Regions from separate parts of the Mus musculus genome. Here region 1 is linked to region 2. A link is a contact called in ENCODE Hi-C or POLR2A ChIA-PET data. All regions are on one chromosome and are shown on one strand. The core of a region is the stretch at or near the end of the contact, and the rest is flanking DNA. Distances in the headings are between cores, read along the strand shown.

Evidence for each region. Hi-C counts contacts between places; a loop is a spot of excess contacts on that map. ChIA-PET counts read pairs that join two places held with the same protein, here RNA polymerase II (POLR2A).
Region 1: a loop to region 2 is called in a map of v-Abl transformed pro-B cells, with 2.1 times the contacts of the local background. The contact joins the enhancer-like site here to the promoter of Canx in region 2. A Hi-C loop is called at or near these places in 1 of 37 maps with a recorded cell type or tissue (v-Abl transformed pro-B cells). POLR2A ChIA-PET finds 5 or more read pairs at or near these places in 3 of 5 experiments (Patski and embryonic stem cell).

The regions. Positions count from the first base shown.
Region 1 is chr11:50,272,961-50,279,478 of GRCm38, forward strand. All of the region lies in intron 1 of Maml1 (mastermind like transcriptional coactivator 1), which reads right to left. Among named protein-coding and RNA genes, the nearest start is that of Maml1, 16 kb to the right of the region's middle. Within about 2 kb of position 3,056, at least 1 of the 3 ENCODE cell types and tissues checked has a DNase peak (open chromatin) inside an H3K27ac peak, as active enhancers do.
Region 2 is chr11:50,321,542-50,327,775 of GRCm38, forward strand. It overlaps Canx (calnexin), which reads right to left and starts at 4,132. Exons shown (of 15, transcript NM_007597.3): 1 at 3,952-4,132. It overlaps Gm46280 (a long non-coding RNA gene), which reads left to right and starts at 4,211. Exons shown (of 2, transcript XR_001780205.2): 1 at 4,211-4,511; 2 at 5,332-5,615.

The DNA of each region.
Region 1 (6,518 bases), core at 1,806-4,305, 50 kb before region 2:
CACCAAGCTTTGGCTCTGCTGTCCTTGAGTTTTTTCTCCTCAGTCATACCATAGCTGCACCAAGGCTGTGGCTCCCTGGAACTCCTCCAGAGCACAGGATAAAACAAAAAGAAAGCCTCATGTTTGGCTCTTTCCCCTACTACAACTCATTGTATATTCAGACTGACCTAGACTCATAATCCTCCTTTCTTAGCCTACAAAATGCTAGGGTTGTAGCAAATACCCACACCTCGCTAGAACTCCTAATGAATTCAGCTTCCTTCCCTCACAGCTCTATTCTGCATAGATACGTTCAGAGGCTTCACGGCTGTTTTTGTTGGAAAAATTCATTATTTACAAAGTGTACCTTGCCACTCTGTCACTGTCTTCAGACACACCAGAAAAGGGCATCCAATCCCATTACAGATGGTAGTGAGCCATTGCTGGGAATTGAACTCAGGACCTCTGGAAGAGCAGTCAGTCTCTTAACCACTGAGCCATCTCTCCAGCCCCTGTCTGAGTTTCTTAATCTGGGATCCCACTGAATATTCAAACACCCCTAGGACATGAGACCCATTGATCCCATGTTACAGCCAGTAAAATTCAGTAAATCTCATGTTTTCTACAGCTTTCAGTGTTTGGCTATCTTGGGAAGGATCCTTGTAAATACTGGAATCTGCTTTAGAGCCTTCAGCCCAATCTTGCAGATGAAATCCCAGTGGGAAAATGGCGTGCATCAGCGTTTCAGATCATACACATGTTCCCTCAGCAAAGAATGGGGAAGAGCCCTCCAGGTGCTATCAGTAGAAAAACAAGCCCACACAGGCCCACAGCAGTTCTTTTTTAAGAGATACATAAGCCTTTAATCCCAGCACTCGGGAGGCAGAGGCAGGCGGATTCCTGAGTTCGAGGTCAGCCTGGTCTACAAAGTGAGGTCCAGGACAGCCAGGGCTATACAGAGAAACCCTATCTCAAAATCAAAAAAACAAAGAGAGAGAGAGAGAGAGAGAGAGAGAGAGAGAGAGAGAGAGAGAGAGAGAGAGAGAGAGGGAGAGAGACATAAGGAGCTAGGCAGTACTGCTGTACATCTTTTTAATCCCAATACTCAGGAGGTAGAGGCAGGCATTATCTCTGAGTTCGAGGCCAGACTTGAGTTAGTTCTACAGAGAAAGTTCCAGGACAACCTGGGCTACCCACAGAATCCCTCAAAACAAACAACACGAAAAAGAAATACAACAGAACTGCCTCTAACATACCCTGTTGTTAGGATTTTACCTCTTTTATGTCATTTGCCTGTAGTTTAAAATAGTTGCCCATTAGGGTGCAAACAGCCCAGCACAGGGAGTACATGAGGCCTCTGGAGGTCCCTCCCACTTGCCAGAGACATTCTGAGGATGGCAAGGTCCCTCCAGCCGACTTTACAGTTTGGTGCCTAAAAACTTTTTGGAGTGTTATTGTGGGTCGGGTCTTGAACTTTTGACTGTCCTGCCTTGCCATCCCGAAGGCTGGGACTGTCGCCATGCTGCAAATGCACATTGCATTCTTTTCTTTTCTTTTTTAAAAAAGATTTATTTGTTTCATGTATGTGAGTACGCTGTAGCTATCTTCAGACACACCAGAAGGCATCCAATCCCATTACAGATGGTTGTGAGCCACCATGTGGTTGCTGGGAATTGAACTCAGGACCTCTGCAAGAGCAGTCAGTGCTCTTAACTACTGAGCCATCTCTCCAGCCCACATTGTTTTCTTTTAGGAAGAGAACAGGTTTATCAAGTACACTGGTACTGCCTGCCTCCATTGTCCTTAAGTGTTTACTGTGAATTCATTTTAGATTAAGAGGAAACTACAAAAGTAGTATGGAAAGGCCACTCTGTCCAGCAGTCTCTCCCCTTTCTCTTTTAAACTAGCTCATGTAGCCCAGGCTGGCCTTGAAGTTCTTTTAGCTGAGGGTGACTCAACCAACAGAGACACATTCTCAGATCCTGAAGTAGTGTAACTAATGTCTGAAAGATGAGAAGGCCTTATGAGTGGGGAAGGAACTATTTTAGTTAGGCTGAAGACAACTTGGAAGGTTTAGTTTACTTAAAAGAAGTAGGGCTTTCTAGCAAGTTCGAATGCCTTTTTATCATCTTCTTCCTCTTCCTCCTCGATGAGGAACAAGGTGAGTTTCATCTCACCCATGAAGAAATGGCTGTGGGATTCCCACGTCATATCTAGGAACAGTGAGTGATACTGACTGTGTGCTGTGGAGAGAGACATTAGCAGGACATGGCTGGAACATTAATAGCACACCTTATCACTCAGGAAAAGGGAAGCAAGCAAGAGGACAGAAGAAAACAGAGCATAAAGGAGAAAGGCAGGCCAAATACAACAGAAAGGTAAGCACTGTACATGAGCAGCAGACCAGCAATTAGAGGGTCCCTGGTTAAATTCCCTAAGCAGAAGTTACCAGGTGAGGAGGCATAAAGGGTGAGCATGGAGAGCTAATTCCTTCTCAAACTCAGTTTGAAAGGTAGACAGACTGAGTGGTTGCCAGGGACTGAAAGGAGAAGGAAGGAAGGAGGAGGAGGAGGAGGGGGGCTGTAGAAGAGAGGAAGAGCTGAAGGAGATGTAGCATTTCTTACTAGGAACACGTTCTGTAAGTGACGTACAACTGCTCAACTCTATGAATAGACTAGCATGCCCACTGAACTAGGTATCTAAAATGGGAGAATGAGGCAGCATGTGACTACTATCACACTAAAGCTCTTATTTAAAACCGAGGGAGGGGCAGCTAGATGATTCAGTGAGTAAATATGCCTGCTTCCAAGCCTAACAACCTGAGGTTATTCCCCAGAACCCTGGAAGTGCCTTCTGACCCACACACATGCAGCATGTGGGGGTGGGGTGTGTGTGTGTGTGTGTGTGTGTAGAGGCCTGAGGTTGAATTCAGGTATCTTTCTCAATCACTGACCACCTTATCCACTGAGCCAGGGTCTCTCAGGTGACTCCAGACTTCAGTACTCTGACAAGTCCAGCTAAGTGCCCTCGCCCATCTGTCTCTGCTCCACAGTGAGCCCCCACGCTCACCCAGCATGGACTGTGTGCTAGGGAAGCAAATTCAGCTCCTCCCACATGCCCAGCTCATACTTCCTCACTTACCATTGCCCTAGATCCCCTCAGGACTCTGAAGCTCTGTTCAGCTGTCTTCCTGTTTTCTACTGCTGGTGTGGGTCACAAGGGACCCTCTTTCCAGAACTTTGAGATGGCATGACTGACATGGCTCTATTTTACTAACCTAAGTCTGGGCACAGGCACACCCTTTAATGACAGATCATTCCCTGCAGCTGTCAAAATTAAGTTATATAGGTAATTTCCCACTTTATTTTCCTACTGTAATTTCTATTATTCTGATATTGGGACGTCTGCAGTGGTCCTCCAAATTCCACCACCCACCCACCCACCTACCCACCCATCCCCCAATGCCCCAGTTTTTTGAGATAGGGTTTCTCTGTGTAGCCCTGGTTGTACTGGAACTTGCTCTGTAGACCAGACTCCTCAAACTCAAGAGATCCATCTGCCTCTGCTTCTGCCTCTGCCTTCTGGGTACTGGAATTAAAAAGTATGTACCACCATGCCTGCCTCCTTTTCTTCCTTAAAAAAATTGTTTTTTTACATTTGTTTATGTGTTTGTGGGATTGTGTGTGCATGTAGCAAGGCATGTGTGTGGACAACTTGGGGGAGAGTCCAATAGCTCTTTCCCACCATGTGGGCCCTGGAAACTGAACTCAGGTTGTCAAACTTGGCGATATATCCTTATCCACTTTTTCCTTGCCAACTTTTTCCCCTTGGATTTTCCTCTTTTTATTTTTAAGAATTTTTTATTTCTATTTATGTGCGAACATGAATGAATATGTTGGATTGCCTGAAGCTGGAGTCATAGGTGCTTGTGAGCTGCCTGGTATGGGAGCTACAAACCAAACCCAGGTTCTAAGAACAGTACATGTTCTTTTGTTTTGTTTTTGATACACAGTCTTGCTTTATAGCCCAGGCTGGCCTTAATCCTCCTGCTTCTGTACCATGTCTGATTCTCTTTTCAACCTTATTTACTTTATTTATTTATTTAATTTTATTTTTCAAGACAAGATTTCTCTATGTAATGGAGCCCTCCCTGGCTGTCCTGGAACTCAGTTTGTATACCAGGCTGGCCTGGAACTCACAGATTAAAGGCATGCACCACACCCTGAGTATGAATGTTTGCCTGTATGTATGTCTGTGCATCACAAGCATGCAGTCCCATAGGGGCCAGAAGAGGGCATCAGATCACATGGATCTGGAAAAGTAGTTGTGAAGAACCATGTGGTTGCTGGGAATTGAACTTGGATCCTTTGAAGAGCAGCTAAACTGCTGAGCCACTTCTCCTGCCCCCAGGCCTCACTTCTGATATTGTTGGGATTTGCTTCAAAACATAGGTTACAGGGCTGGTGATGCAGCTCACTGGAGTCTTTGCTTAGCACATCAAAGCCCTGGTTTCAATCTCCAACACTATACAAAACCAAAAAGTACCATACAGTGCCGAGCTGCTTGCTACTTAAAAGGCTGAGGAGGGATGGCTGCTTGAATCTGGGAGCTTAAGACTATGCTAGGTGATAGTGAGACTTTCTTTCAAATACAAAACAAACAGATGGGGAAAAAAAAAAACCCTCAATACCCAGGCTTGGAGGCACAGAGTCATCTTAGCTCTCTCAGCATAGAGGCAGGAGTCACACAGCTAACCGAAACTACAAAGCAAGACCCCATCTTAAACAATAAATGGCAAAAGGCCATTTGGGAACGAGAGGCCTGAGCTGTTCATCTCTCCTCAAGAACAGCAGGGGTTAGGTTCCGAAGTCACTGTGAGTACAGGCTGCCTCGGAAGTATGTCAGTTCACTCTGTCTCCGGATGCATTCACCTGCTCCACAGAGCCTATGCACATCCTCCTTACCCCATCCCCATGTCCCGGGCTCTAGGTTCACTGTGCTCAGCTGATCTCTGCCTGTTAGACTTCAGTGTGCTTCCTTCAGTCTCACTTCAGTCTCCCTCTCTAAAGGAAAGTGCTGAGCCAGGGACCTGGATCCCTAATGTTGAGCTGGGTGGCGATAACACAGGACCCTGATGGAGCAGCACAATCAATTCTCTCCTCTTGCTTCACACTCTGAAATTCTCTTTCAGTTGTGTCTGATGGAATAGGACATTCCTGCTGAGACCCTAGTAAATGTAAATTTCCATTTACCTGGTTAATCTAGATAAGATATAAGCTTCTGTAGCTAGAGCAGGTACAGGATCTGGGAGGAAAGCAGGAGAACAAGTTGAATTCTAGCTGGGCACAGCAAGATCTTGTTTCCAGAAACAAAACCCAGCTGAGGCTACAACACAGCACAGTAGAACAGTGTCTGCCTCACGAGCATAGTGCCCTGGGTTCAATCCCCAGAAAAGGCAAGACCAAGAAAAAGAAGAAACAAATAAGAAAAAAGGGCACAGCCTTCACAGCCCCTGGGTCTCAGAACCGCTGACAGCAATGTAAAGCCAGCGTTGCTCGGCCCTGCACTGCCCACATCCTTCTGCTACCCATTTTTGCTGTCTGGAAGAATTACGTGTGTATAATCCACATATACATTTAATACTGTAAGATTTTCTGAGACTCTGCTCTCTGAATTTTGAAACTTCTTGTCTAATGAAAGCACAATATGTATTCTCTCTGCTTTCAAACAGCATCTTAGTAGCAAAAAAAAAAAAAAAAAAAAAAAAAGTGTACTGCTGGACAGGATGAGGGAGTGAGTGCATCCCACCGTCTGTGAGGCATGGCAAGGGTGTTATGTAGATCTGTAAATGCCCTGAACTGAGCACACTCTCACACAGCTAAAGGTTTGGACATACCCATCACTGAAGCTCATTAGCAACAGTAAGAAATAAATCCCAGGACTGATGGTGAATACCTATAGTTTCAGAACTTGGGAAATAAAGGCATAAGGATAGGAGTTCAAGGCCAGCCTCAACCACATAGTTAGGGGGCAGTGTAGTAGGCTACATGAGACTCTAAAAGGCAAAGAAAGAAAGAAAGGAAACTGAGGGGGTGGGGATGTAAGAGTAAGCGAGGAGGTGAAGAGTTGCAAAGTGCTATTGCACTGCACTGGCTCTCCGCCAGTCTTCAATGAAAACCATTGGTCTTTACTAAATAAAATAATAACCAGCAGCTTACTTTCTAATTTTTAGAGTGCTTTCACCTATGATCCACCTGCAGAAACTAAGTAATCCAGTGGAAGGGTAAAGAGCCTTTACTTTGAATTCTGGTTCTACCAGTTTGCTGGCAACGCTGTCCAATTAGCCTGCTGTTAAGTCTCAGTTTACTTACATATAATCGCCAAATAATGTCTACTATTTGAGACTGAAGTGAACATTAAATAAGAGAGAAAAGACTTTCCTTGTTTCATATATAGGAAGAAAATCATGGGCACCTTTCTTTACATTGCCTTTGAAATGACAATGTCCTTGGTCAGGCAGTGGTGGCAGAGGCAGGCTC
Region 2 (6,234 bases), core at 2,882-5,381:
ATATCGATACTATTTCTACTTGTTGATTTTTTTTTTTTTCGGTTTTTCGAGACAGGGTTTCTCTGTGTAGCCCTGGCTGTCCTGGAGCTCACTTTGTAGACCAGGCTGGCATTGAACTCAGAAATCCACCTGCCTCTGCCTCCCAAGTGCTGGGATCAAAGGTGTGTACCACCACTACCTGGCTACTTGTTGATTTTTAATGAATTTTAAGGTAAATACTCTAAACTTTATTTTGGGAGAAATATAAGCACTTAGTTGTATTTATTATTTTGTGGATGTACACATGTGGAAGTCAGAGGGTGACGTCCAGGAGTCAGTGCTTTCCTTCCAACAAGTGACACCCAGCAATAGAACTCTAGCTTGGCAGCAAGTGCCCTGACTCTCTTATCATCTTTCCACTATTTTTGTGTGTATGTGCGCGCGCCTTCAGATTTTACTACTACCTTGTCAAACATTTAAAACATGGGCTAGAGAGATGGCTCAGAAATTAAAAGTGCTTACTGTTCTTGCAGAGGACCTGATACCCACATTAAGTGGCTTACAATCCTTTACCAGTGCCTTTAACTCTAGCTCTGGGGGATTCTGTACTCATGTGTACATACACATAGAAATGCATGATTAGAGGCCAGAGAGAAGGCATAGAGGGTAAAGGCACTTGTCAAGAAGCCTAACAGGTTGAGTCCAATCCCTAATACCCATACTGAAAAAAAAAATTCCAGAAATATCACACCAACTTCCATACAAGTTCAAATGCCATGGCACATGCATGCACAAACAAAAGATAAAGTATCTTCTGAGAATTACATTTAATGGGGAAAAATACAACTTTATATGCTCATCTATTAAAAAATAATTTTTAAAAAGTATGCATGATTACATACCCCTGCAGTCCCAGTTACTTGGGAGGCTGAATTTGGATGACTAAGTGAACTCAGAAATTCAAGATCACCTTACAGTGAGGAGATAGTTAAGTAGTGGTGTTTTCCTAATTGCTAAGTTCAAGGCTCTAGAGTCCATCCTCAGTATTTGGGGGATGAGGTAGGATAACAAAGACAGAACAACATCCTGAGAAACAGTGTGACCTGCTCTATAAATGAGACCTATACCTTACTCACATGTCATATTTGGGGGTTTCTGCTTCATGTGTTGGGAATGGAACCCTGGGCCTAGGCCAAGAATTATATACCACCTTCTTGGATTTGTTTTCATTAACAGAAACATAGGAGTAATTTGGTGGTGGTGGGTTTTTTGTTTTTGTTTCGTTTTGTTTTGTTTGATACAGGGTTTCTCTGTTGTAGCCCTGGCTGTCCTGGAACTCACTCTGTAGACCAGGGTGGTCTTGAAGTCAGGGATAAATCTGCCTCTGCTTCCCTCATGCTGGGATCAAAGGTGAGCCACCACCACACCACCCAGCTAATAAGTGATTTTTTTTAAAAGAAACTTTTTCCTATTAATTCACTTTAAGATGTGAATACGCAGGATGGAGAGATGGCTCAGTGATTAAGAGTTGAATTCCCAGTTGGGCAGCTTACAACTGTTTGTAATTCCAACTCTAGAGAATATAATGCCCTTTACTGGCCCCCATGAATAATATATTGCATATATATTCACACCAACATACACATATTTTTAAATATATATATATATGTACATAGTACACACACACATATTAAAGATTTATTTCATGTATATGAGTACACTGTCCTCAGACACACCGGAAGAGGGCATCGGCTCTCATTAGAGATGACTGTGAGCCACCATGTGGTTCCTGGGAATTGAACTCAGGACCTCTGGAAGAACAGCCAGTGCCCCCAACCGATGAGATATCTCTCCAGCCCTAAATAAATCTTAAAATGATTTTTTTTAAAGACAAGAATACAATATAAAAATTGTCTAGATTCCTTAAAAAAAAAAAAAAAGAAAAAAGAAAAATTTCAGGGCTGAAGACATAGTTGCTGCTCTTCCAGAGGACCCAGGTTTGATTCCCAGCACCAATATGATGGGTCTCACACACATGGTACACAGACATACATGCAGGCAAAACACACATACACAGAAAATTAAATAAGCCTAAAAATTCTTTCCTAGCATTTGTAGCAATAACAAAGCATTTAACAAGCATTTTCCTAATGAGTTTTACAGTAAGCTATACAGACTACAACTATCTTTGGCACTTTAATTACTTCTTAGGACTTTTTATGAGCTGCCAATACTATTTGTCCATTTCCTTACACTTTCCCAAACAGTTTCTTAGTATCTGCCCTCTCAAAGGCAAAGCAAGTAGCACACTCATCCCCATTTCTTTCTTTCTTTCTTTCTTTCATTCCCATTTTTAAAGGATAGGAATTAAAGTTATCATGCTGGACAGTCTTCTGCAGTTATTCTTAGCAACTGCCACTCTACTCCCTCAAAGTTCTCTTACTGGGCAAGTGACCTCTGCAGGACAAGGATGCAAGGTGTGTTGTCAAGATGCACATGCCTTGTGGCTCTTGAAAGATTAAGGAGTTAATTGCACTGTTGAGTTAAGATAGCAAGGAGGTGACACCCATTCACAGACAGTTCGGTAAACTCCTATTGTGAATGGCTCACTACTATATACAGTTCTTCAGGGCCTGGCTCACCTGTAGTGTACCCCTGCCTGGCCTGTAAGCTTAATTACAGTATAAGTACAACATGAGAATTGATTCTGTTCATGCCCTTTCAAAGGTTACTGGAAAATATACAAAGATTTTTAAGGTAACCCAACTTGTCCCCCTTTAAAGGGGTGGGAGGGCAAATTATTTTTAAAAAACAGGCAGATTCTTCCATTTCTGAAGGGTAAAGAGACTGTAGCTCAACTTTGCCAAGCTTTTAGTATTCAGTTTGGTTTAACTTCACACAACTAGCAATGCAATCACTAGTGTCATGACCAGCAGTTAATACACAAAGTGTCATCAATGTGTCCTCAGGTCTTGGCACACAGGCCTTCAATATAAACATTAGTGTATCAGTGTAATGACCAAGGCATTCGGATTTCAAGAAGCCAGTTCGATTCCTACCCACTGAACCTTTACTACACATCCAATTTCTCATTCCCATTCCCTCGGAATTCAATACAAGGCCCATCAGTCATTCTGTCTACTCCTGGGGACTGAGCCCTAAAGTAGAAAAAAAAAATCTCCCAAATTCCCACTCCCCCGATTAATTGCAGTTAGGTGCTTGAACCAGGACTTTTAACCCAAACGGTCTAGTGCTCAGTTACAATCCCAACTGGATGACTAGAACTACCTGTATGACCTTGGGCCAGTCATTTCAAACTTCTAGGCCTCAGTTTCCTCCCCTCACTAACTGAACTTTCGCTTGTATCTCCTGCTCTTAAGGTCCTGTGAACACCCACACTGGATTACTATCTATCCACCACCGAATAGGCAGGTGCTTTAATAGTTAAGCCTTAAGTTTCTCAAGCGGTACACGTTCTAGTACATTCTACTCCCTCATCAGGATGCTATGGTCCAGTCTTCCCTTTGGGCAAGTTATTTTCTAATCTGTAACGCTTATCTCTGGATTTACTTCACCTTTCCCTGCTATTTGGGCTACCTACTAGGCCGAATTCTAATACCACACCTGTACCGGATTACTCAGCCCACCTCTGGGTGGGCCTGGCCAGGGCCTAAGAAAGCTCTAGAAGCAAAGCCGTAGGAAGTTGTTAGCTTTCTCAGAGGTCAAGGGAAACCCCAGGACACCTGCCACGCCTCCCGACCCCGGCGGCGCTGCCCAGGCTAGCCTCTCTAACCCGGCCGCTCTCCTCACTGCCCTGCGCGTCCGCCCAGGCCTGCGCCATTCGAAAGCCCGCCCGACCCCTCAGTCGTCGAGCCTACAGCCACGCCCGACCCCCTCCGCCACGGCGCCGCTCGCCCAGTCCCCCAAGGCTCGTCCCGGGCCTGAGATCCCCGCACACGCTTCCCGTCTCACCTCGAGCCTCCCGGGGACCACTGGCGGCTCCCTCACCTTCTCCCACCCGCACACCCGGCCCCGTGCTGCAGTGGAGACAGCGGCAGAGGCGGCCCGACCGTCACGTGCCGCAGAACTAAGAGGCCTCGGCTACGGCCGCCGCGCGAGCGAGCCCCACCGCACGAAGCCCAACCCCGCGTCCGCCCCTCGTTCCTGAGTGGCTAAAACGAACGTCAGATCCCGCCCCTTTGCGCAAGATCTAAGAATTTATTGGTAGATACAGCCATCGCTCGAAGCGCCTTCCCATACGCCCCCTAGGGCTATTCTTCGTGGAGCGTGGTGATTGGTCAATAGCGAGGCAGGAAGTGGTTGCTGATTGGGTATGAAGGAGGAAGGCGGGCCGTCACCAAACGGGCGGGCGCGCGCCGCGGAGGGCGGACGGATCTGGCACGCGTTCTCGCGTGGGTCGCCCTAGTCCCTCAGGGCGGGTGTGTTGGACATCCAGAAGACGGCTTTCCGACCCATTGAGTTAGGAACTCTGTCCCAACCCCGCCTGGGACCTATGGCCTTCATCACAAATGGTGAGAGGTCGGGCGGTGTGCTTGCGCAGTGAGTGAAATCCCTCTGGGTAGCAGACACCGCCTTTCCTGCGGAGTCATCGCCCTGAGCTCAGGAGCCTGAGACCTCTTTACCTAACAAAACACTACCTAGATTCACAATCAAGCCACATGGAGTCACTTTCCCATGTGCCCGTGCTGTTTCCTGATTTTAGTCGTTAAAATCAGACATACCTAAGCGACAGAGTTGAGGAAAAGGGTGATGCCATGTGCAGATTTAAAATAGCCTTTTCATAACCCACTCGTTTTTCAATATGCTGATAACGCTGTAAGATTGAAGTGGCTAAGGATTTGGCTAGATCCTTGAGAATCCTGATCGCCTCGGGTTGTATTTGGTGACCCAAAGCTTTGAATAATGTGGAAAGAAACAGCAGGTTTTTCTACATGTGAAACGAGCTTTGTTCCTGCCACCCCAAGAGAAAGGCAGTAAGGATTTGATGTTTGGGTCAATTTAGTAACCGCCAATTCTCTCTCCCTAATTTTAAAGAAGAGAAATTGCTTTCCTTATTTGCCTTATAAAGAGCATGTTCAAAATGAAAATTTGAAGCCAGCTTGGCACAGGCAGTACACATAATTTAAAAAAAAATTCTAAATTTACTTAGGTTGAGTTCTGGCTTGTGTTACCCAAGATGGCCTTGAATTTAAGAAAGCCAAAAAATCGACTTCTGCAGAGAGGTGTTAAAATATGTCAGTACTGAAGGAGTAGAGGAGTTGAGGCAGAACTTTTCTGTCTAAACTGACAAAGACTTGAACTGGACCTCATAGATATGCAAATTTTCTGTAGGTGGAGTTGGAAGGAAGTTCTTGAGATGAGAAAATTGTACAGAAGAGCAAAAAAGTGACTCTCAGGTATTTGGGGGATCCATATACTAAAAATGTTTTGGGAGCAATGGAGATGGCTCAGCAGGTAAGGACACTTGCCACCAAACCTGATGGCCTGAATTTAATTCCCAGAACTCAACGTGGTGAAAGAAGAGATTGAATTGTACTCTGACCTCTATACAAATTCACATACATACATTAATAAATGTGAAATTTTAATAAAAATGAGGACATGATGGCTCTAAACTATACTGTCCACAAAGAGACTGGGAACGTCAGTCTTCTGGTCTGTTCATGGTGTGTCATTATAGAATATTACAAGTTTCTTTTATGTTTCAGTTTATCCAAACAGCTAAACCTTAACAAAGTTAGCAAATACAAAGAGACTAGGCATATACCTTCAAGTCAGTTAGTGTTAACCTGAGTAGACCTTCAGGAATTGATGAGCCTTATTTATCAGAGATAGCTTATTCATCCAACACAAGTTATTACTTATCTAAAATTTTCTAGAAGCTTGGTGTTGAACAGTCAGCAAAAATATAAGTGGTTAGACATCAGTCTCTAAGTCTTAATTCTTTCTCAATGTCTTCATCCCCAATCTCTCTTACTTGATTTGATCCTACTTGAAGCAACAGTACTCATGTTTCCACCCAGTTTTTTTTTTCTCACTGGCTACATTACTATTGATCATTTCTTTGTACACACTAATCAGGCCCTGTCAAATTAATTGGTAGAAAATACAACTTATTTTATCACAGATTCATTAAACATTTTGCACTGATCATGTAGATTCCTTTTAATTGTCTGTTCATGGAGCTTGTCCAATTTTTCTATTCTAGGCTTTTCTTACTGGCTTGTAAGAAAT